Regions from separate parts of the Mus musculus genome. Here region 1 is linked to region 2. The links are chromatin loops, found by intact Hi-C in ENCODE. Cell type or tissue: heart. All regions are shown on one strand. Links, peaks and the distances in the headings refer to the core of each region. The heading gives the core; the rest is flanking DNA. Region 1 overlaps Inpp5f (inositol polyphosphate-5-phosphatase F). Region 2 has its middle 40 kb from the start of Bag3.

Region 1 (15,380 bases), core at 3,260-11,259, 110 kb after region 2:
TTTGGGTGAATTCTGAGATTTTGTTAGGAGCTTCTCCTGCAGAGGAGACTCATTTAACTAAGGAGATGAAGGCGGTGCCTTCAGGTGGTTTATAGCCCATGGCCAGTCTCCTCAGCACTCTGTTCAATGAATGTGATGTCATACACCTGTAAGAGATGTGTCACATGTCACAAGCGTCAGGTCCTCTGGGCTCTGTAAATATGTTCAACTCCATCCACCTTCAGAAAAAAACAGAAGTGGGGGCAGTAGTAAGCAGATCTCAGTGCTGTACGTAGTGAGTAGTAGGACCCAGTGATGCCCATAGAGTGCCTGAAAAGGGACTCCATTGGGAATGCAGGAGCCTAGCTTTCTGTAGTGATACCATTTTGGTTTCTCTGCTGGGGTTTGGCCAGTATTACAGTGGTTACAAACTGCAGGGTGTGGTGGTGTGATGGCATGACTGCATGGAGTTCTCTCTGGTTTTGTTTTTACATTGTATTTATTAGTGTGTGCACGCACACGTGCATGTGGTGAGGTCAGAGGACAACATTTGGAGTTGGGTCTCCTCCCCATGGCCTGCAGGGATTGAAGTCAGGTTGTCAGATTCCTCGGCAGCTGCGTTTGCCCTCTGAGCCATCTTGCCTGCCTCGTTCTGGAAGGGTGGTTACTTTCTGCTTTCCACTTCTGTCAGAAGTACTTGAGTACAGTGACTTCTTGTCACTGAGATAATGGTGTCTGAGATGGGCGGGTTGAGCAGAGAAGAGTTTTATTATGGCTGGTGATTTCAACACATCATCGTGGGTGGGGGGGGGGGGAAGCGTTTTGCCGTGGTGGGCCAGGCAGTAGGGAGACAGAGATACGGATGTTCACTTCCCCCTTTATGCTGTCTGGGCCTCAGACGATGGATGATACCACCTGGGTACGTCTTTTCTTTACAGTTAGTTCTAGAAACAGACACAAAGATGCACCCAGAGGTCTGACTCTTATTCTAGGTGATTCTGAGTCCAGTCAAGTTGACTGAAGATTAGCCATCAGGTCCTATTACGCATGTTGGAGAATTATGGCTGAGGGCTCTGTTTGCTGTGTGCTTTAGACACTGAACACGAGACAAAAATAACGGAATGGGGTCATCTGTTAGCTTCCTTAGCCTTTCAGCTATTTTTCTTTCCCCATTTCTCCTTTACTGATGGTTCATAGCAGTTACTGAAATCTTAACTAGTGCATTTTCAGCCAGACACCTACTGTGAGGTTGAGGCATAGGGCGTTCTTAGCTTTCTGATACTGATCATGCAGTAAGTGACCCTCAAACTCAGTGACAGGAGACAAGTAAGGGCGTTGATAATGAGTATTTGTTTTTATGATGACAATGTGGAATTCCAGTGTTTGGTGAGCTTTGTCAGACACTTTCACATTACTGTGAAAAGCTAAAGTATAAGTAGTGAGAATAGTAGTAAAATGAAGACTGTAGGCTAAGCCTTTACCTCATTGTTGCCATCGCCATCCTTCTGAAGGTCTGAGTTACAGAGAAAACACCAAGTGAAACTAAGCCCGGAAATGAGTAGGACCAACAGTGCAGAGAACAGAGGACAGAGTGGGACCCATAGTGCACAGCACAGAGGACTGGGTGGGACCCATAGTGCACAGCACAGAGGACTAGGTGGGACCCACAGTGCACAGCACAGAGGACAGGTGGATTTGGAACTGATGTTGAAGAGGGGTGTGATAGCACACGTCTATAATCCCACACTCCAGAAATTGAGACAGGACAATCTGGACCACACAAGAAGACCCTGTCTCAGAGCAAAGTGTGTGCGTGTGTCTGTGGATGTCAGAAAGCGACTTCAGATGTCGTTTCTCAGGTGCCTGGTTTATGTAGAGACAAGTTCTCTCACTGGCTTGGAGCTCACCAAGTAGGCTAGGCTAGGCAAGCAATGAGCCCCAGGGATCCACCTCCCTCCACCTCCCCAGCACTAGGTCACAAAGCGCATGTCCCATGCCTGGCTTGACGTTAACACAGAAGTGCTTTAGACGGAGCCTCTCCTCAGTCTTACTCTGCTGCTTTTGCAACAGGACCTGATCTAGTCCAGTCCATTTTCAAACTTAATACGTAGCTAAAGATGACACTGAACTTCCTACCATGTTTCCTCCTCCAAGTGCCTGCTTTAAATTCTTAATGTGTTTCGTTTAGAAGAACAGAAGACTCTCTGAATAGGGCTCTCCTAATTAGTTAGATGACATTTTAAAATGAGACATTTATGGAAATCCTCTCTGCTGTTCATTTACTATTTGAATTTTAGGCTGGTGAAGAAAGTGTTTCTCTAAAGCAGGTTGTGAAGTGGAGCTGAGCTGAGGCAGAGCTCAGCTGCAGAATGCTTCCATGGCATCCCTACAAATGACAGCAACAGAACTGGGCATGCTAGTGTGTGCCCGCCGCCCAGTATGTGGGGGTGGAGGTAGCATGTACCTGCCAGCCGGTACCTGGGGGCTGAGGCAAGGCCCCTACCTAACATTCCAAGCCTGTCTGAGCTGCAGAGTGAAGCTCTGCCCAAAGAAAAAGGGGGCTGGAGAGATGGTTCAGCAGGTACAAGCATCCGGTGCTCTTGGAGAGGGTCTAGGTTTGGTTCTCAGCACCATCCCCAGTAACCCCAGTTTCTGGGGATCTGACGCCCTCTTCTGGCCTTCGCAGCACCATATGCATGGTGCAGACACAGACAGGCGGGCACAGCTACATAATAAGTGGGTTTCTTTATTATTTTTGAGTAGTGAACTGTTTTGTAATGGATGGATCGGGACAGATTGCATTTTGTTATGGGCTAATGCAAGTGAACTTTGGAACTCAGCTTTAAAGCTTTGCCTTCCTATATCTAAAGGAACAGCTATCAGAGCTCCGTGGTTAACTACTTGTTGGCAGGCAGTGCACTTTACTTTACACATGCTTATATACAGCCTTAGGAGGCCCCAGTAGTCCCATTCCACAGAGGACATCGAGACATAGGTAAGCGAGCACTCTGTCAGGTGGTGGAGTTTGAGTTTGTGTGGAACAGCTTGGTGCTCGGGCATGTTCCCTGTCAGGAGAAAGTCATTGTAAAGGAAAGGGAAGGCCTCGTCCTCCCCTGCCGTCCTGTGAGTAGAACATGAGGTTGAGAAAGGGCCTGTGCTTGTGGCAGGCTGACTGGAGGCTCTGCTCAGTCATTTGGATTTAAGTAAGTAGCAGTGCTGTGCAGAATATAAACAACGATGTTTGTTCCCATCCTAGACTCCGGATGTGGACTTCTGGATCATCCCCATTATCCAGGGTTTTGTGCAGATTGAAGAACTTGTGGTTAATTACAATGAGTCCTCGGATGATGACAAGAGCAGCCCAGAGACGCCCCCTCAGGACTCCACTTGTGTAGATGACATTCACCCACGATTTCTAGTGGCTCTTATATCTCGAAGAAGTAGGCACAGAGCAGGTAAGTAAGAGCATGCAAATGAAATGCAGGCAGGAGTGGAGGAGCTGCAGATGTGTGGAAATGCAAATGACAATCATGGCCTTGAAAGCACTGTTAGCTCGGAACTCCAAAGGCTGGGATACAATTAGAGACGGATTTCTGCAGTGGAGGAACAGGGCAGACTTAGCAAGTCAAACAGAGCAGGCTGCATGCACATAGACGATAAGGAAGTCACTTGGGATGTGTCTGAGGACAGTGTTCCAACTAAAAGCCTGTGTCACAGTGATAAATCCTTTCAGAGTGCTAACTAGCCCCTTTGGGAAAACCGTTACCTTTCATTCAAAGGATTCAACTTAGCAGTGCTGGGTACAGCCGTGGTCTTGGTATGTTGTTGTTGTTGTTGTTTACCTCTCGGTGTGTGGGCTTCCCAGGTTTTCCTGTAGATAGGTAATTAAGAAGCACAATCTAATCAGACAGATTTGTTGAGAGTTTTGCTATGTAGCCCAGGCTGGCCTCGAACTTTCTATTCTCTTGCCGCAGCCTGCAGAACATTGAAATATTAAGTGTGTGTTCCAGTACCAAGCCACGCTGAATGTTTTTTTAATAACTGTCACTGCATTCTGTTTAATTTTCTTTCAGGAATGCGGTATAAACGAAGAGGAGTGGATAAAAATGGAAATGTTGCGAATTATGTGGAGACTGAGCAGTTAATCCATGTTCATCATCATACCCTGTCATTTATCCAAACTCGAGGCTCTGTGCCGGTCTTTTGGAGCCAGGTTGGGTATCGCTATAATCCAAGACCTCGGCTAGACAAAAGTAAGCACGCCAGCTATTTGGTTTACAAGTGAAGATTTCGATGAGAATTTTTAAAAAATCAGGTGCCAGGGCTGGTGAGATGGCTCAGAGGGTAAGAGCACTGACTGCTCTTCCAAAGGTCATGAGTTCAAATCCCAGCACCACATGGTGACTCACAACCATCCATAACGAGATCTGATGCCCTTTTCTGGAGTGTCTGAAGTCAGCTACAGTGTACTTACACGTAATAAATAAATAAATCTTAAAAAAAGATCAGGTGCCAGATAGGTATGAATTTGTCTCATTTAAAACAATAACTCTCAGGGCTGGGATATGACTTTGAGGTATGGTTTCCTGACCAGCCTGCTAGAAGCCCTGTTCAATCCCTGTACTAAAAACTACACAACAAAAGCCATGCCTCCCACTGTGAGGAAGTAGCCTCAGGACCCGGTCCTTTCCTGGATGTTGCAGTTTCTCAGCAGGCTGATAAAGCGCCTCACTTCACAGAGTCTGAACTGCTTGCTTTGAAGTTTATCTTCTAGAACATTTAACCCTGGGAAAGAATGACTGTAGCCAGTGTCTGTAGAAGCAGAGAGTGTATTAACTAGACACTAGTGCACAGGAAATCAGTGAGAGATAGGGTTTTTTTTTTTTAAACATTTAAGAGTTATTTTCTTAGACTATTTTAACTTTAGTATCAAACCATCATTTTAATTTTTTTATTATAATTCACATAAAACCTTTACTGAAAGGTAGGGTATGTGTGGGTGTATGCGCATGTATGCATGTGTGTGTGCCTGTGTGTGCATTTATAATTTCATAGTTGGTACTTTCAGATATATTTTAGCTCATTCTAGTTGGAAAAAAGAAATCTTAATTTAAAATGATGGTTAGACAATCTTACATTTAAACTGTTAATGAATTATTAAAAAGTAAGAATGGGCCCTGCAGTAGTAGTGCATGCCCTTGATCTAGCACTCAGGAGGCAGAGGCCAGCGGATCTCTGGTCTACAGGGTGAGCCCTGGGGCAGCCAGTGCAATACAGAGAAACCCTGTCTTGAAAAATAAATAAGAAAGTAAGAATAAAGATGGGGTAGGTGGGGCTGGAGAGGTGGCTCAGTGATTAAGAACACTGACTGCTCTTTCAGAGGACTCAGTTCAATTCCCAGCAACCACATGGTGGCTCACAACCATCTGTAATGGGATCTGATGCCCTCTTCTGGTGTGTGTGAAGACAGCTACAATGTACTCACATATATGAAATAAATAAATCTTAAAAAAAAAAAAAGATGATAGCGTAGGCACGCGTCTGTCTCAGCACTGGAAGGAGAAATGGATTTTGTATTGCTTCTTTGCAGGTGAGAAGGAAACGGTTGACTGTTTCTGTGCCCATTTTGAAGAACAACTGAAAATTTACAAAAAACAGGTGGGCTTTAGTATGTAGTAAGAACAATTTCCTTACATGTGGAATTCCATGAATAAAAACCATGTACTGTTCATAATTAAACAGCCACTTTTAGCGTGAAGATTAAACATGAGTAAGCTAAGAATACTCTCGAATCAGCTGCTTTAGCTGTTTGGAGAAAATGAAGTAGATGCTGGCAGTTGTCACAGACTAGGATAGGCCTCTCAGGACCTTGTGTGCTCACACGTGGAGTACAGTTAAATAAGGCAGAGTGGACTGAAACCCTCTTGGTGGAAAACAAGGCCAATAATTTTGATATGAGAGTAATATATGAAAGTAATGTTCTTGTCTCTTAGGAATGACCAATCTGACTGTATAATGACATGGGAGTCATTTTTTTCCTGGCCAGCCTGGTCTACATAGAGAGTTCCAGTCCAGCTAGCCAGGCAATATGGTGAGACCCTGTCTTAAAGTAAAGGAGAGGAGAAAGATGCTGAGTTCCTGCTTCAGGAATGGACAGACTCAGTGCTGCATGTCTTCCGTTCTTCCCAGACTAGTGTCTAGTTCATGTAGCTTCAGCCAGAGACTCATAGGCAACAGGAAGAAAAAAAAGTAGGAAAGAAAAACAATCATTATTTAATAATCATATTCAAAATTTAGATAGTTTTATAATAGATAAAAGCAGGTATTTGCTTTTAAAAATGGAAACTCATATATTGCTAGCAATAACACAAGTTGGTAAGGCACTTTGAATGTAATTATCAATTAAAATAAAACATGATAATACTTAACTATACTTTTCTTTTTGATACCCACTACACACACACACACACACACACACACACACACACACGCGTGTGTGTGTGTGTATAATTCTGAGAAAGACTCTTGATCTGAATGTAAAAGGTTAAACATTAAAGATTTCAGAAGACAGCATAGTGTTTCAAACTGAGTCATGAGCAGGATTTATAAAAGCAGTTTCCTTATCTTTCTTTGTTTCAAATGTATGATTGTCTATCACATTTTATTAGTCACTTGATAAAGAATAATGCCCAACCAGGAAATAGTTATTTTTGGGCTGGAGGGATGTCTCAGCGATTAAGAGTATGTACGGCTCTGCAGAGGATCTGGGTTTGGTCCCAGCACCCACTCACACAAAGAGAAGAGAAGAGAAGAGAAGAGAAGAGAAGAGAAGAGAAGAGAAGAGAAGAGAAGAGAAGAGAAGAGAAGAGAAGAGAAGAGGTGACATGACATGTGTCTTCAGTCCCAGCACTCTGAGCCAGGGGCAGGAGGATCTCTGTGAGTTCGAGGCCCTGAATGTGTAATCTCAGGGCTCTTAAGGAGAGCTTGGACGTGGAGAAAGGAGAATCCTAGAGCTCTGTAGGCCAGCTTGCTGTAACCAATACAGACACTGCCCCAAACAGGATGGAAGACAAAGGCCTACATCTAAGGTTGACCTCTGACCTCTGCACATGTGCTATGCTGTGTATTCACCACACAAAGATACATACATGTACAAAACAACAACGCTAACCATAATGGAAAGGGACTAACTTGATTTTTACTTTACGATTTTTTACTATTTGTTATTTCTGGTTATGCACAATTGAAACGCATGCATAAAATAAATACTTTTTAAAAAGGCATTATGAAGAGAATGAAAGGTAATTCAGAGATTAGGGGAGGCTGGAGAGTTAAGAGCTCTTGTAGAGGACCCAGGTTCCAACCCTAGAATACATATGGTGGCTCACAACCATGAGTAAGTCCACTTCCGGGGAATCTGACACCTCCTTTTGAGCTCTGAGGGCAGCAGGCACACACATGGTACACACAGGTACATGTAGGCAAAACACACATAAAATAAATCTTTAATAGTTAAGATTTGGTCTGTTATCTCGCAGCACATTTAAATGTCTTCTAAACCCATTAAAAAGGATGTACAATACAAAAAAAACTGGACAGAATAATGTAACAGGATTTTATGTACAAGGATATTTTATAAAGTCAAATCCATCAGAGAAGGTGCGTCATCTCATTAATCATCAGGGAAATGCAAATTAAAGCCATGACTCACACACTGGGGAGCTGAGGGGAACCGCTGAGAAGCGTCAAGTCTGGGAAAGGATGCAGAGCAATTAGCACTTAAATCGGCAAACAGGACTCCAAGTGTGCTCAGTCACGGGTGCTTATGCAAGAGCCTCACTGCAGCATCAGAGCCAGCGGCTGCTGAGGGCGGCATGAAGGACTGGATGTGGTCAGGAATGATTTGGTCTTATTCTGCATTGAGTTCCTTAATAATGTGTTGATTCGTGTTGATTCATGCATTATTGATATTCCTAATTGTAAGTAGCATTAGAAAGAATAAGCCATATTTAAATGCAACACAAATTGTTAAAAGGAGCAATACTGAGGTGTGCACGCCAGGAAATAACCTCTTCCCACACTTGTCCCTGCTCCCCGTTGACGCACGTCAATATCTAGAGGCGGGCGCTGAGCAGACACCTCCTGGCCTCCAGCAGGAGCCTGGCAGTGTTCATTTATCTGTGTTATCTGTGTCCTTCTCCTGGGTAATTGCTTTCTGCGATGAGGGGCCCACGGTCAGGGTGACTCATCCGTGTGGCTGCATTGCGCTAGCTCATAATTGGTTTAGGCTGGAGCTGTTTGACAGAAGGTCTGATGTGGGAAAAGCTTCCTGCTCTAATAAAAGATATACCGGAACCCACAGTGCCCCTGAGGCTGCTTTGTCAGGATTTGATGTTAGGGACTTTTGCATCTGTCTCAAGATGGTGAATGAAGCAGTCGGGCGTTTATCCAGTGTGCTGCTGGGGAAGCAATGAGGGAATGGCAGAGGGAAAGGCAGAAAGAACCCGAGTCCTCAGTGGTTTACTGAAGTCACTGCACTCAGCCTTGCGGCTTCCAGGCTTGCCTTGAGATTTGAGTTAGCAATCTATTGTTTGTAGCAAGGTCACCTGACACCCGCACATTCACCATGGGCTGAAGTCACAAAGAGCTGGCAGTGCACATACTGTTCTGCAGTGAAGTCTCTGGCTGTTAGTCTTTTCCCCAGAATTCTTAGGTTAGGCAGTGGTGGCACATGCCTTTAATCCCAACACCTCCGGAGGCAAAGGCTGGCAGAAAAAAGGAAAAGTTCTAAATTGGGAATGATGGTGTGTATCTATAATCCCAGCACTCAGGAGGAGACTATAGAGGTTGTAAAGGGGATTAGTCCAGCCTAGGCTATCCAGTAAATTCAAGGCCTGGGCTATATAAGAACTCAGTTTGAAAAAACAAATTGGTTATAATGGTGCACACCTTTAGTCCAGCACAAAGTGAGTTTGAGGCTGACCTGGCTTACATACCAAGTTCCAGGACAGCCAGGGCTACATAGTGTGACCCTGCCTCAAAAACAAAATAATCCAAAGTGAAGAGCTGGCAAGATGGCCCATCAGGTCAAGCACTTGATGGGCAAGCCTTATCACCCATGTGTACATTTTCATCCCTGGCACCCACGTAAGGGGGCGGGGCGTGAGAGCAGACGCCATAAAGTTCTCTAACTCTGCCCCCTGCACATGCTTATACATGTGCCCCCCACCGAGAGTAAAGACAATTTTAAAAGTCTAAGAATTAGGGAACTTGTTTTTGCAGAATGAATTTGTGAAGGCAAACTTGTTGAATTAAACAGCATATACACTTAAAGTTGATATTTAGCATTCAGAGATACTGCACCAGAAGCACTGAAAATCCTCAGACTTGCCCTGCCCACCCAACACAAGCAGCAGGAAATTAGAAACCGTTTTTAAGGGATCACACAGCTTCTATTCTCAGTAGCAATGGGACCCCGCTGTTGTTTTTCATGTTCACCAATGCTGACTCTGTTCAGTTATTTAAATTTACCCGTCAGTAGGTTAAAACCTCTTTTATATCCTGACATTTGCAATTTACTGTTAGTAGGGACTGTAGCATCTTGCTCACTGGGGTCTTTTGTACCCAGTTTTTTCTTACTCTGTTTATGGTACTCTATAAAGTGTTGATTTTCTGTGGCAAGTACATTCTCATGAGAGTTCCTTGTTTTGTTTTTTTAAACCTTTGCTGATAATGTCACTTGTACACAGATTTAAATTTTTCCTGTTGTCACATCGGAAACATCATCTTTGTCTTCTGGTTTTTATTTTATGCTTGGGAGGTCATGCTTCCACCTACAGCTGTGCAAAAACTACTACTTTTTTTGTGGCTTTTTTTTTTTTTTTAAATAACATTTAGGTCATTGATGTATCTAGAGTTTATTTTGTGTTTCATTAAAGAGATATAGGGAACTCTTTTATAAGTCTCTTTTCCTTGTAGACAGACAGTTGTCGTCCCAGGGCCCCTGATGGTCATCTGTGCTTGCTCACAGCAGTGTGCTTAGCTACCTACCCTTCCTGCCTCAGTGGACTCAGGTCTTTGGCCCTCAGCCTTGTTCTCCTCTGTCAGTTGCCTATCTTTAGTTTCACAGTCTTGCTTGCTACATAGACTATATAGAATTGTTCCAGATGGGGCAAATTTCTCTGTGTTTATTGCTTTTCATTTTTTTCCAAATATTTACTTTTTGAGAATATTTACTTTTTTAGAATTAAGTTATCTTTTCCATGAAAAGATCCTGGTTGAATTTTGATTGGGATGGTTGAGTATATAGATTAATTGGAAAGCCTTGATATCTTTACAATATTGGACCTTGAGATTCAGCAACATGGTACATATTTATGTCTATTCAGATTTCCTTTTACATATTTCAGTAGTTTTATGCTATCTCATTTGTAGGGTTTTTTTTTTTAAACTTATTCTGCCTATTCAAAATACCTACTATTTAGGTTGGACTCAGCAGTCAAGACCATGAAGGTCCAGAAGGATCCAGGTTCAATTCCCAGCACCCACATACAACTGTCTGTAACTCAAGTTCCAGGGGCCTCTGATGCCTCTGACCCCCAGGGCTGGACACAGACACAGACACACACACAGACACACACACACACACACACACACACACAAACTTAAAAATCTTAAAAAAAACCTTTGCTGTTAAAAAAGAAGCATGTTTTATTTTGTGTTTTGGTTGGCTATTGCAAATTTACAGGACTATTACCATTGATGTTAACAGCTCTCATACAGCTAAACTTATATGACAGATATTTTAATTTTATGGTAAAATTGGTGCTTGAGTAGACTAGTTTCTAACTAAGCACAGCTATATTTGTAAAATGTAATTCCAAATGAATTGTTCCACTGGCCTTCCAGTTCTGAGGTCTGGTTAATATTGCTACTTTCTTGCTCATCATTACCACAGGTTATTGTTAACTTGGTAGACCAGGCTGGAAGGGAGAAGATTATTGGTGATGCTTACCTGAAGCAGGTGCTGCTCTTCAACAACCCCAAGCTCACCTATGTCTCCTTCGATTTCCATGAGCACTGGTAAGGGCGTCCCCAGAGGGAAGCGGCTTAACCTTCTCTGCTCTTTCCCTTCCTCTCTGCTCAGAAGGGAAGGATGTGAGGTTTACCTGCTGTTCATGTCTGTGGCCTTTGCTTTAAGCTGTTTGCCTTTAAGTTGTTGCTGAAGTTTTTACAGTCTTTCTGTTCCAAAATGTACTGGGACACATAATCACAGCGGCTGAAAGCCACAGGTATCCTTCTGGCTGTCTTCATACTGTTAGCAACACCTCTGTCCCCAGGATAACTCCTAGCCTGCTCTGGATGGTCAGCTATTGGTGAATCCTGTTGCTGACATCTTTAATTTATGTTTATTCTGAAAGCAGGATCCACTTTGCCACAATGCTTGTTCTGCCTGTGAATTTGCCTAGGTTGTAAGGAGTTGTGGGGAAAGAGGCATATGCATGCATTGCTTTGGTGTTTGTACATGTGCTTTCAAGTGCAAATAGGTATAGAATTACCTATACTTATTCTTTTGTTTGTTTGTTTTGTTTTTCGAGACAGGGTTTCTGTGTGTAGCTCTGGCTGTCCTGGAACTCACTTTGTAGACCAGGCTGGCCTCAAACTCAGAAATCTGCCTGCCTCTGCCTCCCGAGTGCTGGGATTAAAGGCTTGTGCCACCAGACCCGGCTTACTTATTCTTTTTAAGAATTTTGAGCTACTTATTAAAGATCCTAAGAAGCTGGCGAGATAGTTGGATGGGTAAAGACATCTGCTATCAAGTTGGACAACCTGATTTGATCCCTGGAATCTGTATGGCAGAGAGAACCAACTTTTGAAAGTTGTCCCCTGACTCCACGTGTGCACACCATGGCACGTGCGCCCCTCACTCCACATGTGCACACCATGGCACGTGTGCCCCTCACTCCACATGTGCACACCATGGCACGTGTGCCCCTCACTCCACATGTGCACACCATGGCACATGTGCCTCTCACTCCAAGCCTGGACACACAGAGACTAAGTAAATAAAATGTGATTTAAATATTAAAAAAATATCTTAATAAGATTTTTTTTTTTTTTTTTTAGTTAAGGTCTCACTATGTATCCCTGGCTGGCCTCAAACTCACAGACAGTCTCTGCCTCTCAGATTCTTCCATTAAAGGTGTGCCCTCCCACACTCAGCTTCGGTTGGTTTTGATGATGCTGGCATTAAAACCTGAGCACACTAGGCAAATGCTCTACCACCAAGTTACAGCCCTGGCCCTTTCCTCTTGAGTAAATTAGAATATGATTTTGTTATAATACTAAAGCCGGTTCTTTGCTTTCTGTTTTGGGGAATGGGGTTTAGCCGAGGAATGAAGTTCGAGAATGTTCAAACCCTCACGGATGCCATTCATGACATCATCATTGACATGAAGTGGTGTTGGTAGGTACTGGACTTAGTTACTTTTCTACAGTTGTGAAGAGACGCTGTGACCAAGGCAACTTATAAAGAAAGCATTTAATTTGAGATTCCTGATTACAGAGAGTTAGAGTTCGTGGCAGGGAGCATGGCAGCAGGCAGGCGTGCATGGCACTGGAGCAGCAGCTGAGTGTTCGTCTGACTCATAAGCACAAGGCAGAGAGGAGAGAGAGGGAGATGTTAACTGGGAAGGGTGTAGGCTTTTGAAAACTTAAAAGCCCATCTAGCAACACAATTCTTCCAACAAAGCCACACCTCCTAGTCCTTACCAAACAGGTCCACCAACTGGGGACCAAACATTGAAATATATGAGCCTATGGGGCATTCTCATTCAGCATTCCCATTCAAACCACCACAGTATTTCACAAAACGTTGTTTTGACTTTTGGTCTGTGAAATCATGTGTTTTCTGCCCCGTTTCCTTCCTTTTTGGGAGTGCCACCATTAGGCAGTGCTGCTTGTGAGCAGGGCGTGGTGTCAGAGGGTTGGAAAATGAAGTGGAGCAGCTGCTGCTCTTGAAGGACTTAAGTGTGTCCCTCTCACTCTGTGGATTCCATTTTGTTTTCCTCCTTTGTCATCCCTCATGTGGGAAGGGAAGCTTAACTATATTCAGACTTCAGGCATTTTGAAAGTAACAGAGAAGGAAAAGATGCCCAGACTCTAGGAGGTAGGCGAAAGAGAAAGAATATGGTCTTAGAGGCCAGGAGAGAACATGCGATTGGATGTGAAGACTGCATGATGGCCTGAGACTAGAGGGCACAAGCACGACTGCACGACTCCTTACCATCCAGTAAAGCCAACTAGTGTGTCTTTGAGAGGTCCACTTGGAGTTAGAAAGGAAGGCAAGACAAGATGGGGTTTTAAATGTTCATGGTTGTGTGCAACCCCACTGCCCCGAGAGGGAGGGAAGTCGGTTACTCTCTCAGTCTCTCGGATCTTGGCTTTTGAGTTCTTAAATGGGGATAAGAATGCCTCACTGCCAAGTTATTGTAACCGACAGGAAAGTGTGTGGAGCCCTCCGTGCTGTCTGACATTTAAGGATGTTCCTACACAGTTGCCAGGCAGTGCTGCTGTTGCCATAGTGTTAAGAGTTGAATTGAGTTTCTTGAAAACTTTTTTGAAATTGTAAATTAATCCCATACTTCTTTTGACAAGGGTTGATCAAGCTGGTGTGATATGTAAGCAAGAAGGGATTTTTCGAGTTAATTGCATGGACTGCCTGGATCGCACCAACGTGGTCCAGGCTGCCATAGCGCGCGTGGTCATGGAACAGCAGGTAATCTGGAGTCCTTTTGATTTCAAATACTCATGTGTAAGTAAATAGTGAAACATATTCTCAAAGTCCAAATATTTTGTGGAAAATTTTTTAGCATGTAAATATCTTGTTACATAAAAACCCGAGAAATGTAACTTAGAAGTAAGTAGATGTGGTAGCATTTTCTTACATATTCAACCTGCAAACATTTTAAATCTGTTGGGGGTTTCATGTGTTTATTTTCCATTGTTCTCTGAATTTCAAAACTGCCCTTCTGTATTTTGGGCTGGGAGTCTGCACAATGAATTTCTGTTAGCCTGCCCTGGCACTGTGAGGTAGGGATGGGGCTGCAGGGGGCGGGAATTAGAGGAGACTGCTATCAAGGATGGAAAGCCACAAAGCCCTTTGCCTGTTGCACCCCTGTTAATAGCCGGCTCTCTGGGACTCAATGGTCCCTTCCCCTGTCCCCAGCTCTGAGGGTGGCGGCTGCTGCTCCCTCCCCTTGCTTGTTTGTTACCTCAGTGCTCCACTGTAGGTCTTTCAGATTTCTGACACCTGCTAAACAACTTCCTGAGCTACAGTCCAAAGTGGAGACTCATACTGTCCTTCTGGCTTGCTTCCCTGCCCCCACAGAGCTTTGTGACTATTCTTGGAGGACTTCGTTCTGTCTTTTGAAGTAAAAGTCAGTAAGGCTTTTGAATTTAAGCTCTGTCTTCACCATGTGGAAGGTGTTGACTCTAAGAGACCTCCTCAGACCTGAGCCTTAACAACTTTAATGCAGGGTAGTTGTGGTGGTTGTTGTTGTTGTTGTGATAAGTAAATGAGATAATTCACGTTAAAAAACAAAACCAAAACAAACAAGTTCCCCCTGCCCCCAACGCTTGAACTCTGCCCGGGCACCTGGTTATGATTCTTGGAGCATTTATTACTCACCTACTGCTCATGGTTGTTTCTTTGTGTCATTCGGTATTTGTTTCCACTTCTTAGGTAAATTTAAAATAGGCAAAATATAGTAGTATTGGTCTATACGTTAAAAAAAAAACACTGTAAATGTTACATTTATTCAGCTATAGTAATTGATAGCAGTATTTATTTAATAATAATTGTTTTTGAAACAGGACTCATTATATATCCCTGCCTCCACCCACTTCTGTCTTGTGAGTGATGGGACCAAAGGTGTGCGTCATCACATCGGGCAGTGCTGTATCTTTAAAAACATGTCTGAGCTGGGCTTGCTGGTACACTTCTGTCTTCTCAGCACTCATGAGCCCGAGTCAAGAGGGTCTGGGACTCTAGGCTAGCCTTGGCTACATAGCAAGACTCTGTCTCAGGCATAAAGCCTGAGGGAACCAGTGCGATGGCTCAGTGGGTAAAGCACTTGCCACCAAGCCTGAAAACCTGAATTGGCTCCTGGGACACAGGCGGTAGAGGGAGAGAAGTGACTTCTGAAAGCTGTTCTCTGACCTCCATGTTCTCAGCCTGGAGTTAAGAAAGAAAGTTGGAAAACACTTCCTTTAGACAAAGGTCCCAAATTATGTCAGCTTTCCCTCTTTTTCTGTAATACACAGTTAATGCTATGGTTTCTCATATATTATTTACCCACTAATGTGTTTATTTTAGCTTAAAAAACTAGGTGTGATGCCCC
Region 2 (15,380 bases), core at 3,088-11,087:
AGCACCAGTGCTCACAGGGTGATCACAGCGTTGGCTCTGCCAGTTATGTGGGCAGGGCTCCAGTACCAGCTCCTCACTCAACAGTCAGCCATGACCTTAACCTTCTAGAGACTCAGTTTCCCCCACCGTCACACCTCGGCAATTTGTAGTAAGCTTTCACGACTCTTCAGGAAGTCTTATTTCATTCTGAGGACAAGTTGCCCACGGTAGTCAATATTGTTGAGTAGAATGTCTTGGTGCCTGTGCTGTCCCAGTGCCGCTGACCAAGGAGAAAGGGACAAACAAAACAAAAGCAAATAAACAAAAACCCTTGTTGATCTTTATCTATTTATTGTGTATCTGTTTGAGTGTGTGTATGTGTGTGTGTTTGTGTGTGTGTGTGTGTGTGTGTGTGTGTGTAGGAATATACATGCCACAGTGCGTGTGAGGAACTCAGAGAATAATTTGTGGGAGTCAGTTCTCTCCTTCTACCATGTGTGGTCCAGAAATCAAACTCAAGTGGTCAGGCTTGGTGGAAAGTGCCTTTTATCCACAGAGCCATCTTGCTGGCCCAACATGTCAACCCTTCTGCTTTGAATCTGAATCTCAACGACAAATCCAGGCAGGCTCCAGGCCAGGAACAACTTCACAGCACTCTCTGTCTCCTCTTCTGGTCATGAGTGCCCATCCCTGTCTGCAACCTTCCCTCTCAAGTCCAGAAGACACTTTCCTTTTCTTTTTCTTTCCCTTTTTCTTTTCTTTTCTTTTCTTTTTGTTTCTTTTCTTTTTTTTTGAGACAGTGACTCATGTGCCCCAGGCTGGGTTCAAATTCCCTATGCAGCTGAGGATGGTCTTAAATTTATGTATGATCCAGCTTGTGTTCTAGTTTGTTTTTTGTTGTTGTCATACATATCATGATTAAAAAGCAACTTGTAGAGAAAGGGGTTTATATTTTCTTACAGGTTAAAATTCATTGTGGAAGGAAGCCAAGGCAACACCTGAAGGCAAAAGCTTGAAATAACAATGACAAAGGAGCTCTCCTTACTAGGTTCCCCAAGTCATGCTCAGCCATCTTTCTTAAACATCCAGGCAGACCTGCCTAGGGATGGTGCTGCCCACAGTGGGCTTGACACCCCCATATCAGTTAGCAATCAAGAAAATGTCCCATAGAGATCCCCATAGGCCAATCTGATAAAGGCAATTTCTCAACTGAGGTTTGCTCTTCCCAGGTGTCAAGTTGATAACCAAAATTGGCTACCACACCAAGGTTCCACCTCCCCCCAATCAATAATATTACAGGTGTGACATCATGCCCAGTTTATGCAATGGTTGGGATTGAACCCAAGACTTCCTGCATGCTAGTCAAGCTCTCTACAGCTTTTTGCCGTGTGTGTGTGTGTGTGTGTGTGTGTGTGTGTGTGTGTCCAATAAAACAGAGTCTCCTGGAGTCCAGGCTAACTTCAAACTTGCTATGTAGCCTAGCGTGGTGATTTAAATAGAAATGGTTCCCATTGGCTATTATATTTGAATGCTTGGTCATCAGGGAGTAGCAATAATGACAGGGATTAGGAGGTGTGGCCTTCTTGGAGGAAGTGTGTCACTGGAGGTGGGCTCTGGAGTTTGAAATGCTCAAGCCCAAATGTGTCTCTCTCTCTTTCTGTTGCCTATGGACCCCAGTATAGAATTCTTGGGCTACTTCTCCAGCACCATGTCTGCCTGCATGCTGCCATGCTTCCCACTGTGATGACAATGGACCAAAGGTCTGAAACTGTGAGCCAGCCCCTACTAAATGCTTCTCTTTATAAGAATTGCTGTGGTCATGGTGTCTCTTCACAGCAATGGAACAGTGACCAAGACACCAAAGAAGACCTTAAACTCCTAACTGTCCTGTTTCTGCCTTCCAGGAGCTGGGATTTCGGGTATGCACCACCATACCTGACTAGGCACCTTCTCATAATGTAATCTAGGCAAGGATTTTGTAGAAGCAAGAAACAGGGACCATTAACCCCTCTAAAGGACCTAATTTTATTTTATTTAGTTTGAAGGTCTCAGCTGTGGAGCCCAGGAAGCAGGCAGGCCTGGACTTAAGAGGAGAAAGGCGCGTCCCTCTGGCTCCCCTGAGGCTGTGCTTCTTTCTCCACCAGTACAGAAGACAAGAGACCCAGGGTGCGCACATGATGTCACCGAGGAGGCACTCAGGTTGGCACCACTGGCCATTTCAGAGATGTGTCTTTTAGGAGAATGACCTCAGTCAAGGGATTCTGGGAAGCAGTGGCTTCCAGCATCTGGAACTCACTATTGGTAAACAGAAGGCTATGGCAACAGGGGTTGGAAGAGCAGCAGCCCTGGCCAGGTGACCCCTGAGAATCAGTCACTTGTGAGAGGCCACAACATTAACATTCCAAAGGGTCATGATTAGGGGTGTCAGAACACAAACATACTCTTCTTCACATTTCCAAATAAAATCTAAGCAAATCCAAAGCTGAGTGGAAAGTTGAGCTAAAAGGAGAAGTTGTGAGGGCCAGCTCCTGCCCAAGGACCTTAAACACACACACACACACACACACACACACACACACACACACACGCACGCACGCACGCACGCACACACACACACACACACACACACACATGCACACATGCATGCTTGCACTTAGTCTCAGAAAACCCTTCATAGAAAATCTCTTCATAGATGCCACTGGAATTCACTGATTAATTCATGGGTCTTCTCTCTGCTTTGGGCCAGATATCTGCTCCAGCTCCAGCCACCTTCATATAGCATAACAGAATATAGCTCACTAACGTTTATCTGTGGACTAATTGTCCACCCTTGGGCCAATTTGCCTTCCATGAATTCCCATTAACCTCCCTGCCCCCACCCCCTCTGTCTCTCTCCCTCTCTGGTTTTGGGGTTTTTTTTTTTGTTTGTTTTGGTTTGGTTTGGTTTTTGGGTTTTTTTTTTTTTTTTTTTTTTTTTTTTTGGTTTTTCGAGACAGGGTTTCTCTATATAGCCCTGGCTGTCCTGGAACTCACTTTGTAGACCAGGCTGGCCTCGAACTCAGGAATCCGCCTGCCTCTGCTTCCCAAGTGCTGGGATTAAAGGTGTGTGCCACCACCGCCCAGCCCCCTGCCCTCTCTTAATCTCCACACTTCCATGTCTCTGGACTCTAGTTCAGACATGATCATGGTTTCCATTGGGACCACTAGTTTTCTACTCTTTGACTACCCCAGCAGACTTTCCTGTCTTAGAGTCCCAGAGAACAAGGGCTAGGGTCTAGGGACTGCCCACCAGAGTTTTCTAGACAGTAGACAGAGGTATCATCCTCCACAGAACTGGCTTTGCTTACTCATTGGGTGGTACTGGGGATGGATGGCTTCAGCAGCCTGTCTGAAAATCTGAATATTACTTTTCACTAGAAAACTGTGTGTCTATTTGTTTGCTGTTTTCAAAACTGGATGGATCCATACATCCTTTAATCGAATCATACACTTACATATTTTTTTCCTTTTAGCTTGGCATAGTGGCACACACCTTAATCTCAGTCTTCAGGAGGCAGAGGCAGGTGGATCTCTGTGAGTTCAAGGTCAGCCTCTTCTACCTAGTGAGTTCTAGAACAGCCAGGACTACACAGTGAGACTTGAGACTCAGTCTAAAAAATAAAATAAAATAATAAAGAAAAATTCCATTTAAGATTTATGTGCATTTGTATGTATGTATGTGTGTATGTGTGTGTGTATGTATGTATGTGTGTGTGTATGTGTGTGTGTATATATGTATGTATGTATGTGTGTGTATGTATGTATGTGGGTAACCATGGAGTTCGGAAGAGGGCAATGGATACCTTGCAGCTAGAGTTGCAGACAGTTGTAAGCTGCCTGAGATGGGTTCTGGGAACCCGACTCTCATCCTCTGCAAAAGCAGTAATCACCCTCAACCACTGAGTCACCTCTCCAGTCTCTGAATAATGAAAATCCCAAGATGACTTTATACCCATCTATATTAGTCAGGGTTCTCTAGAGGAACAGAACTGATAGATGTTTTATATATATATGGGATTTATTAGAGTGGTTTACAGGCTATGGTCTGGCTAGTTGAGCAATGGCTTTCTCCTAATGGAAAGGCCTAGAATTCAATTGTAGTGGGTTGGCCTGATGCTGCTTGTATTTTAATGTGAACACTAATTCCTCAAGATGTGGTTACCCCAGAGACAGAGAGTCCACACATAGACCCAAGTGATGCTATGTGACCTTGCCACCAAATTATTTCTGATTGGTAAAGATGCCCACAGCCAATAGCTGGGCAGAAGAGGCAGAGGCTGGTTTTAGGGTTCCCGGGCCTGGGGAGTTGGAGAAGAACCAGGAAGAAGAGAAGAAGGTAAATGGAGGAGAAGCTGCCATGGGCTAGGTGAGTCATGAAAACATGGCTCTGCGGGCTGGCCAATTGGAGTCAAGAGCATCCCAGATGAAATATAGTAAGTAATAATGTGGGGTTATCAAAGTAGATTCTAATATCATAGAGGGTAGATATCTGCCCAGTTCTTGTGCTGTTTAAGTCTATTGTAAATATAAGAGTCATGTGTGTCTTTTATCCAGGAACTAAATGGTCAAAGGCAGGGTAAAAACCCTGGATTGGGACTAAACATTTCTACAACATCCAGTAGTTGTTCAGTTTCTATACTGATGTCTCAGTTAGAATCCTGAAGAAGTAGGTTCTAATACCAGTGAAGGAATGACTCCACAGCAGAATAGATGAACTTACCAGTGAGAGTGAGAGCAAGCAGGCAAAAAGTCAAAGTTTTTTTCTTCCGTGTCCTTTTATGTAGGCTGACGCCAGAAGATGTGGCCCAGATTTAAAGGGAGTCTTCTGGCTTTAAATGACCCAATCTAGAACAATCACTCACAGATATTTCTTGGTTACTTCTCTATTGCTGTGTCAAAACAACATGACAACTAATAAAAGAAAGCATTTGGCCAGGAAGTGGTGGTGCACACCTTTAATCCCAGCACTTGGGAGGGAGAGGCAGGCAGATCTCTGAGTTCAAAGCCAGCCTGGTCTACAGAGTGAGTTCCAAGACAGCCAAGGCTACAGAGAAACCCTGTCTCAAAAAGTAAAACAAAACAAGCAAACAAAATAGCAAGCAAGCAAACATTTAACTTGGTGCTCATGGTTCCAGGTGGTTAGAATCCATGCCCATGACAGTAGGCAGCCAGTGGCACAGTAGCTAAGAGCTTACATGTTTGACACAGCAGCAATGAGGTGCAAACACACACACACACACACACACACACACACACATATACAGAGAGAGAGAGAGAGAGAGAGAGAGAGAGAAGAAAGAGTGCTAACTGAGAATGGCATTGGATTTTGGAACCTTAAAAGCTCACCCCCATTGACACACCTCCTCATCTTTCCCAAACAGTTCTAGCAGCAACTAAGACCAAGTATTCAAACATATTGGACTATGAAGGCCATTGTCATTCTAACCATCACAGTTGTGCTCAGCTGCTTGAGTTCTATATGATTCCAGATGTAATCAAGTTGACAACCAAGATTAGCCATCATACCACCCTCTGACATAGAAGTAGTTGGCATAATTTAAAATTATCTCCCAATCCATTCCTAGCAACATTACATTTTTGGAGAGAATTTTAGTTAATTATCAAGTCATAAAATTCCTTCAGCAAAAACAAGATAAAACTAAAAAAATAAATAAATAAATAAATAAATAAATAAATAAAAATAAAGATTGTCTGTGGGATCCTTGCAAATGCTATGGACTGCAGAGGAATGATCACATCAGGCAATCATCTTCAACATCAGTTGAAGGAAACCCAGTTCAACATCACTTAGCTGGTGTGGGTGGTGTGAGCAGTTTATTTAAGCCCAGCACAACTTTGGAGAAAAGTTTTCTCATGACATCACAACAAAGTTTAAGGCACGAATACATCAACCTTCTTCACAAAGCGTATGCCTTTTGCAAAGTACTTGTGATGTCTTTCATAAAAATGGGTCCTCTTGGGCCAGGCAGTGGCGGTGCATGCCTTTTATCTCAACACTTGGGAGGCAGAAGCAGGTGGACTTCTATGAGTTGGAGGCCAACCTGGTCTACAGATTGAGTTCTAGGATAATCAAGCTACACAGAGAAACCCCTGTCTCAAAAACAACAAAACCAAAACAACCAACTAGAATGGGTCCTATTGACTGAAAGCCAGTGCTCAGGATAAGGGTCTGGGGAGGAAGGGTCTGGAATAAGCATAATAAAGTAGACTCTTTTTTAAAAAAAGATTTATTTATTCATTTTATGTGAGTACACTGTTGCTCTCTTCAGCTACACCAGAAAAGGGCACCGGATCCCTTCGCAGGTGGTTGTGAGCCACCATGTGGTTGCTGGGATTTGAACTCAGGACCTCTGGAAGAGCAGTCAGTGCTCGTAAGCCATCTCTCCAGCCCTAGACTCCTTTTTCAAAGCACATGGGACCTCTTTCATAGCAATGAGTTCTAATGACTGAGAAACAGTGCTCAGGAGTCTGGGGTGAGGCCTGGCTCTACAGATAGAAAACAAAACAAAACAAAACAAAAACAAACAAACAAACAAACAAACAAAAACAAAAAGCAAAAAACATCAGGTTATTAACTATATCCAATCCCAGATTTCTGGGCAGAAACACATGTAAGTCCCTTCCACTGAAGAGAAAGGCCTGTGAGTTTAATGGTCCTAGTCTGTCCTAAATATATACATTTTAAACCTTCAATTTATAAAGCTACTGAAAACATTGTAAGCCTTTCACTTTGACTTTTTGCTCATTACGTTTCACTTTAATAATCAAGATATCAGAAAGCAAAAAAAAAAAAAAAAAAGTAAAATAAATGAAGCTGAGTGTGGTGGCTTCCTCCTAAAAACCCAGCCCATAGACTGGGAGTTTGAAGCTAGCCTAGGCTACATAGTGACACTTGGTCTCAAAATGGCAAAGTTGGGTGTAGTGATGCATGCCTTTAACCCCAGCACCCAGGAAGCAAAAACAGGTGTATCTCTGAGTCTGAGGCCTGTCTGGTCTACATAGCAAATCCTAAGCCAGCTAGGACTGCATGTGAGAAATACTGTCTAATAAAAAATAGTACAAATCAAAACAAATAAATAAAAATAAAATATCTTTACCATTTTATGGACAATTTTAAAGAAACTAGGACAACAGAAAGGATATGTAAGAGATATAAGAAAGTACTTGGGATCCCAAAATAACATTAATTAATATAAAAGAGAAATGTCTGCCTTTTGATAACTATAATATTTCTATGATCCACTAGCATCATCATCATCACCATCACCATCATTATCATCATCATAATATCTAAGGCTTTACCAAAGAAAGTTACTTGAAGGCTTAAAGCTTGAAGTCTTCATGTAGACTGATTTAGGAATATTGATTAAGGCTCCCTGTAACTTTGATCAACCTTGACTGCTAAGTTAGGCCCTGAAGTCCCGGAGAGCCCTTCTGTCCTGGACTTGCTTCATGGTTCCAGGAAGCTGGCTTCCCCCTAGGTTCATGAAATCTCTTTAGTTCTGTGAGTCTCCATAAAGAACTGCACATGAAGGTTGGAGGCCAGGGATTGCCGCGCACCTGCCAGTAGGGGGCGAATCTAGTCTTTGCCTTCCCTTTCCATCTTACCCTTGTAATGGTGGGCTCCTATTTTTTACAATGGAGATGACCCAGGAGCAAGGCCTTACTGGAATACCAAGCAGGGGAAGCAAGCACAGGATGCAGTGGCAACCTGTCAGCCCACTGGAGCCCAGTCAGGCATCATTCACTCCTTTGGTCCATGAACACGTGGGATAAGCACCCTTACAGGAACGAAGAAACATAGACGCCCCTTCCATTATCAGACAACTGAAACAATGCCTCTTGTCCCCAAGCAGACTTCCTCAGTGATCTCACGCTGGGAAAAGGAAAAGGCTGAAACATGGTGCCAGCCGGAGCAGGACCTTGTCTTCTGGAGGGAAATTTCACACAGTACAGACAACCTGTCAGATCTCCCTGCAGGAGAGACTGAAGCTGGGGCGAGGATGAAGGGTGGAGCCACACCTCGACCAGGACTTCTTAGCTGTGTGTACTTCTAGCTGGCTCCCTATGTAAACCATAACCTGGTGCAAGGACCCCTGAAGACGGACTGAGCATGGTGGCCACATTGACTAAATCTCCTTTTTCTGCTTTTCACTACTAATTTGTTTCCTTAGGTGGTCAACTGAGGACTGGTCCCTCAGCCTGGTTTATTAGGGCTTCCAGAGCCCAGGAACAATGAGACACTGTTTTTTGTTTTTTGTTTTGTTTTTAAACTAGAGAGATTAATGGATTTGAAATAATCTAATCTACAAACTGGCCAGAGATCCATTCTAGTAATAGCCACTGACCACACGGAGATGGGGTCCTCTTACAACTTGTCAGCTTCTCAGCAAAGTAAGGCAGACTTTGGGGGAAAGGCGAGTGTTCTTGGTGCTTTAGTTTTGACTGAATTCTTTTCTAAGGAACAAGAGCAAAACAGGAAAAATATGACTCCTTCTATGAGACATCACAATTTTCCCCAGGATGAGAAAGAAAGAAAAAAAAAGGTTGGATGAGTTTCTTAGATAAGTAGAACACACACACACACACACACACACACACACACACACACACACAATCACTGTGGTTCCATGTTCTGCCTCTCCTGGTGGGGTGCCCAGGAGCTGATGGAGTCCACATCTGCCTCTTCTCCACTCAGTGCCACCAGCATTGACAGCAGCCTTATCAAAGCACGGGTTTTTGCAGATTGTCCTTTGCACTGTGACTTAGCAGTGTTCCTGGTCTTTAGCCACCAGATACCAGTCCCCTTTCTTAAGTCAATCTGACCCCAGACATTGCCAATAGTGTCCCTTGCTGGGCAAAACAGCCTCTTAAACTCAAAGCTCTCTCCAATCCTGTAGAACTCTTTTGTTGTTGTTTTGTTTTGTTTTTCGAGACAGGGTTTCTCTGTGTAGCCCTGGCTGTCCTGGCACTCACTCTGTACACCAGGCTGGCCTCGAACTCAGAAATCCACCTGCCTCTGCCTACCAAGTACTGGGATTAAAGGCGTGCGCCACCACTGCCCAGCTGACATTCCATTTTTTACTTCCTCCAAAAACAATCCTGGCTGCTCTGTAAGATATACCTACGCTTTTGGGGCAGGTGCTGTTTGCTTTGGCAAAGACTAGTCCACCAGGCAGAAGGGGGAGCCTTTGCTAATTAACCTGGGTGTCTCCAACACAGCTTTGTTCTTCTACCCTTGCAGGGAAGTGCTACCAGGGCCTCCAATTTAAGAGTCCTGTGGCTTGAGGGCAGTTTCTGCATTGGAAGATAATAAAACAATATTCAATTACTGTTCCTATTTGCTTCCCAGAAGTAGCCCAGAATACAGGAGTGGGGACTCTTTCAACTGCATTACCCAGGTGTCTTTGATGCCTACTATCTGATAGACTCTAATTCTTCGAATAGAAGGTATCAGACTGGGAGGCAGAGATGGATAAAACTTATCCTTTGTAGTCTGCAAGTTCCCCCAGCTATGGTAGGTGGGGGAGATGTGGATCTGCAAAACAATAAACCAGAAGTTCAAAGGTCATGTAGAATCCTCAGCATGACAGAACAGGATTGGTTAATGAGGGGCAGAGGTAAGGTTGAAAGAGGGAGGGAAGGGGGGAAAAAAGGAGAGCTGGAGAGGACTAGGGGAATCTGGCTAAGACTTTGAAGTTGAGGAAGAGCACCTTCTTCTGAGCAGTCAAACTGAGCAGAGGCCTTCGGGTGTGCATCTGGGAGGTTCTCCTGCAGGAGTTGCTATGAAGAGCCCACTCTGTAGCAGGCTCAGTACTTGAAACTAGAGGCAAACAAAGATCAATTCTGGTTGGGCAAGGTAGTGCATTGCCTGTAATTCCAGGATTTCGAAGGCAGAGGTAGGAGGATCACAATTTGGAGACCAGCCTGGTCTCTATAGTGAATTTCAGCCAGCTGGATCTACACAGGGAAGACTCTGTGTCAAAAACTCAAAACCCAGTCTGGAGAGATGGCTCACTAGTTAAGAACATTGGCTGCTCTTCCAGAGCACCCTGGTTCAATCCCCAGCATCCACTCACGGCAGCTCACACTGTCTGGAAGTCCAGCTCCAGACATCCTCTGACACCCTCACATAGACAAACACACAGGCAAAGCACCAATACACATAAAAATAAAAAATAAATAAATCATTAAAACAAAGCAAAAAAAAAAATCAAAACTTCTCAAAACCAGAAAGCGCTTGGACTGAGTGAGCTACAGTCCTGATGGAAGCATCTCTGTGTTCTGTGCCCTCCCGCTCCTGTTTCCTGAAGAAACACTTTAAGGTGGACCCCAGTCCTATCCAGAAGGCTTGCAAGGTCCTAGACTACAAACTCAACCTGAAGAAGGAGGCGTTAAGAGTTGGTTCTTCTGATGCAGGAGCAAGCAGAAGCAGCAGAACCTCACCCGACTAGCCAGCAGCTGCTCGCTGAACCAAAACACACACACACACACACACACACACACACACACACACACACCCGGGGGTGAGGGGGGACGGGAACTGGAGCCACCTCACCTTGCTCCACTGGCTGTGCCGCAGCCACCACTAGGTGCCTTACTGCCCAGGCCTGCAACAAGGATGGAAAAACCAGGACAACAGCTCAGCCCCCCCCCCCCCACACTTGCAGGGCCATGTCTGACCCCCACTCTGCAGGCGCTTGGCTGCAGCTGTCTTTTCTGAGAGGGCTTATGCGCCCCAGGTTGGCCTTCAACCCCTTGAAGATGAAGATGATGATCTAATCTCTCTGTCATTACCACACCCTTTTTGGATTTTTTTGTTTTATGGTTGTTTTGTTTCTGGCCTGGGGATTTGGAGCCTCCACCTCCCAGGTCCTGGGCTGCCCAACCTATGTTATGAGATGTTTCTCTGTTTGTTTTTGTTTGTTTATTTCTTCTTTGAAGCAGTTTCATGCACCATTTTGCCCTGAAATTAGCTGCTTTTGTGTGTTAATGCTTTTCAGCTTGCTTGTTAGGGACATGTTGGGTTTTCATTTCTTTCTTTATTTCTTTTTTTTTTTTTTTTTGGTTTTTCGAGACAGGGTTTCTCTGTATAGCCTTGGCTGTCCTGGAACTCACTTTGTAGACCAGGCTGGCCTCGAACTCAGAGATCTGCCTGCCTCTGCCTCCCGAGTGCTGGGATTAAAGGCGTGCACCACCACGCCTGGCTGGGTTTTCATTCCTAACAGTTTCAGATTAATAGTGAAATTTTTCATAGAAACTTAAAAAAAAAAACCCAAAAACACAAAACCAAGCCAACCACAAACCTCCAGACAACAAACTTGAGATAGCCAATAAAAAAACAGTAACAAAGCGAAGGCACACTCCCCTTCCAGTCCTTCCCCTGAGTCTCTCAGAGTTTGTCTAGCAGGGTAGACTGCAAACAGATAATTGCTTCCGCTGGGGACTGTTCTACAGGGAGTTGTCAGGTGTCGCTGGAGCACAAAGCATATGGGAAACAGTTGTGTATGTGTGAGGCTGCGAGAAGATCCTAGGGTGGCCTGATTAATGTATCAGTCAGGTTACCTGAGAACCACATTGTGCCCTTAAGCTCAAAAGATGGCCTTTAGTAAAATTTGCTTAGTTAAAAAGAGCATCTGAAAAGCTCTTCTTCATCAGGGAAGCGTCACGTTCCACCGTTACACGGGTAAACCTATGTCTCTTGGGGAGTGGACAGGTTGCCCAGTGGTTAGGAGTCCCTGCTGCTCTGGCAGAAGACCTAGCTTTCCTTCCATACTGAGGCTTACAACTGTCTGTAACTGCAGACCCAGGGGATCCAATGCCTTCTTCCAGCATTGGCAGCCAGCTACCCTCACATGCCTATATGCACAAAAACACACAAAATTACAAAATCTTGTAAAACAAAACAAAAAACCCTACTGTTGTCGCTAAATTAGGGCTCAAGGATGACCGACATACAGCGTAGGTCAGGAGAAGAGACACTGAGCCCTGAGCTCAGGCTTGTGGCTGTGGAGGCTCCTTGTTAGTATCACACTGTTCTTAGACCCTCACTGCTTCTGAAGCCCAGACACCTGGCCTGACAGATGGCCAGGGCTCAGGCTGCTCAAGGGGACTACGTCTTACTGGGATATTTTGGGCTATTTTCCTCTCATTTTTCCCCTTGTCCACTACTGCTCTATTTTTTTTCTTAAAATGAACTTGTTTTTTTGTAAAAAGCAAAATCACTATAGGCATTGCTCCCTTCACCTGCAAAAAAAAAAAAAAAAAAAAAACCCACAAAAAACAAACAAAAAAAAACCCCAAACCAAAAACAAACAAACAACCCCCCTCCAAAAACACAAACAAACCAAAAACCAACCAACCAAACAAACAAACAAACAAAAAGCCATTGTGCATAGCTGGAAAGAACATTTGAAGATATTTGGGATGGCCATTATGATGTGGATGTCAGTGTCCACATGTCACTTAACAGAGGTTAAATACTTCTCCAAAGGAGCTGGTAGATCTCAGAATAAACCTGGTCACTAACATGGGTCTATGACATTGCCCCTTTAGCTAAAAGAAATATCTCAACTCAGCTTTGCAAAGCCTCTGGTTCTCTCTGAAAAACTCAAATGGGGCTGTTCTGTCTAGCTACTTTTCTATTGCTGTGAAACAGCACCAAGACCAAGGCAATTTATTTTTGTTGTTGTTGTTTTGTTTTGTTTTTGAGACAGGGTTTCTCTGTGTAGCCCTGGCTGTCCTGGAACTCACTCTGTAGACCAGGCTGGCCTGGAACTCAGAAATCCACTTGCCTTTACCCACCAAGTGCTGGGATTAAAGGCGTGCGCCACCACTGCCTGGCAGTGGCAATTTATTTAAAAAAAAAAAAAAAAGCCTAAAATTAGGGGCTTGAGTGCAGTTTCAAGACTGAGTCCGGGCTGGTGAGATGGCTCAGTGGGTAAGAGCACCCAACTGCTCTTCCGAAGGTCTGGAGTTCAAATCCCAGCAACCATATGGTGGCTCACAACCATCTGTAACAAGATCTGACTCCCTCTTCTGGAGTGTCTGAAGACAGCTACAGTGTATTTACATATAATAAATAAATAAATCTTTAAAAAAAAAAAAAAGACTGAGTCCATGACCATCATGGCGGAAGTAAGGCAGCAAGCAAGCAGGCATGGTGTTGGAGCAGTAGCTGGACGCTTATGTCTTATCCAAAAGTTGGAGGCAGAGAGAGAGAGAGAGGGGGGGGGAGAGAGAGAGAGGGAGAGAGAGAGAGACTGGACCTGGTGATGGCTTTTGAAACCTCAAAGCTCACCCCCAATGACACACCTCCTCCTACAAGGACAGACCTCCTAATCCTTCCCCAACAGTTCCACCAACTAGGGACCAAACATTCAAATATATAAGCCTACGGAGGCCACTCTTATTCAAATCCCCATGCACTTCTCACATGTGGCTAATCAGAGCCTGTAGTGGTTTGAATATGCTTGGCCCAGAGAGTAGCACTATTAGGAGGTGTGGCCTTGTTGGAGTAGGTGTGGCCTTGTTGGAGTAGGTGTGGCCTTGTTGGAGGAAGTATGTCACTGTGGGCGTGGACTTTAAGACCTTTGTCCTAGCTTTCTGGGAGCTAGTCTTCTAGCAGCCTTCAGAACACGATGTAGAACTTTCAGCTCCTCCTGCACCATGCCTGCCTGGATGCTGACAAGCTTTCTGCCTTGATGATAATGAACTGAACCTCAGAACCAATAAGTCAGCCCCCACTTAAATGTTGTCCTTTTTAAGAGTTACCTTGGTCATGGTGTCTGCTCACAGGAGTAAAACCCTAAGACAGTTGCGTGGCTTTTGTCGCATCTAGAAAACACCATCTTCTTCTGGAGATGCTCAGCTGGTAAAGTAAATAACCCAGAACACCTGATGATCATTACATAGAGAAAGTCTGTCACAAAAAGAAAAGGCAACCATAAGGAAACAGACACAAGAGGTGGGTAGAGTGAGCCTGAAACCAACCTAACCATAAGACTTGAGCTCCTCCATCTAACCAGGGATCCGGAAAGGTAGCATACTGGTCTGTTTTCTGTTGCTATAACAAAAATTAGGAGGCCAGGCACTTAAAGGTTTTGGAAGTTGAAACTCTGTGATCAGGCTGTACTACCCCCAACCTCTCACCCCAACCCCCTATTCTCACCGCCCAGCTATGTCACAATGTGGTTAAGAAGCAAAAAGGGAAGCAGTCACACACAAAAATGGTGGCTTCATTTTATAATTTTAGGCTCTCACAATCGCTAACTTATTCTATAAGACAACATTAATCTCTTCAGATGACAAGAGCAATGACCCCGTGGCCTAAATTCCCTTGAACTAGGCTCCCCTCCTAAGGTTCTGTTCCCTTTCAACATGAACACGCTGAATCACGCTTCCAGCACCCAGATCTCCGGAGGACAAACCACACCCTAAAACCATAACAGATGCTACTCCTCTGCAGAGAGCTTCTTGTGGGGATGCACGCATACACTCTTTGCTTGGATTTCTGCTGTGTTTCAGTTGAGATGTAAGGCCCAGCAGGAAAGCACTTCTTTTTTTTTTTTTTTTTTTTTTTTTTTTTTTTTTTTTTTATAATATCAATTTTTTAATAGGTTTTGTTTTTTGTTTTTTATTAATTATATGTAAGTACACTGTAGCTGTCTTCAGACGCACCTGAAGAGGGCATCAGATCTTATTACGGGTGGTTGTGAGCCACCATGTGGTTGCTGGGATTTGAACTTCAGACCTTCGGAAGAGCAGTCGGGTGCTCTTACCCACTGAGCCATCTCACCAGTCCCCAGGAATGCACTTCTAATCTCTGTTCCTTTGCTGTCTGACTCATAAGTGTTAATCCTTGTTGAGCCTGTGACATAGTCAGTCCTCCCTGCTCCTCAGTCAATGCCATTTGGCTGTAGGTCCTCTTGTTTCAGGGTGGTTATGGCAATGTGTAGGAGAGGCCACGGAGGTTCTACAACACAGAGAGAACACTTCTGAGACTGGATCGCCAGGGCAAAGCGAGTCCTCCCTTCTCTACCTCCCTAGTGTCCAGCTACCTGGAAGGACAGGAGACACACTAACCCCTGCTCTGGGATTTATTAGCTGCCCAAGCCTCCAACGTGCCCAATTCCTCCTTTAGTACTGGGCCAGCAGCATTAAGATGTGTTTAAGTGCAGGCTAGAGAGATGGCTCAGTGGTTAAAAGCATGCACAGCTTTTGCACAGGACCCGAGTTTGGTTCCCAGGGTCTATACTGGGTAGTATCCAATCACCTGCAGCTCCATGTCTAGAGGACCCAAGGCCCTTTTTTGTTTCTGTTTTCTATAAGCACACCTAACG

The links. Peaks named below come from ENCODE experiments on the same cell type or tissue, not always from the same donor. Only the 100,000 strongest peaks of a DNase experiment are listed, where the experiment ranks them.
Region 1: it touches region 2 in a loop (2.1-fold over the local background); 9 of 42 quality-filtered maps call a loop at or near these places.

Annotation. Positions count from the first base shown.
Region 1 is chr7:128,664,362-128,679,741 of GRCm38, forward strand. Inpp5f (inositol polyphosphate-5-phosphatase F) reads left to right here. Exons shown (of 20, transcript NM_178641.5): 7 at 3,236-3,434; 8 at 4,053-4,232; 9 at 5,570-5,637; 10 at 10,937-11,061; 11 at 12,368-12,445; 12 at 13,636-13,756; 13 at 15,356-15,380. Among named protein-coding and RNA genes, the nearest start is that of Inpp5f, 61 kb to the left of the region's middle. In heart, for the core only: no CTCF peak of the experiment used is centred there; no DNase peak of the experiment used is centred there; H3K4me3 peaks cover 1,098 bases; H3K27ac peaks cover 1,430 bases.
Region 2 is chr7:128,555,971-128,571,350 of GRCm38, forward strand. No RefSeq gene overlaps it. Among named protein-coding and RNA genes, the nearest start is that of Bag3, 40 kb to the left of the region's middle. In heart, for the core only: a CTCF peak has its summit at 7,592 (motif pointing right); no DNase peak of the experiment used is centred there.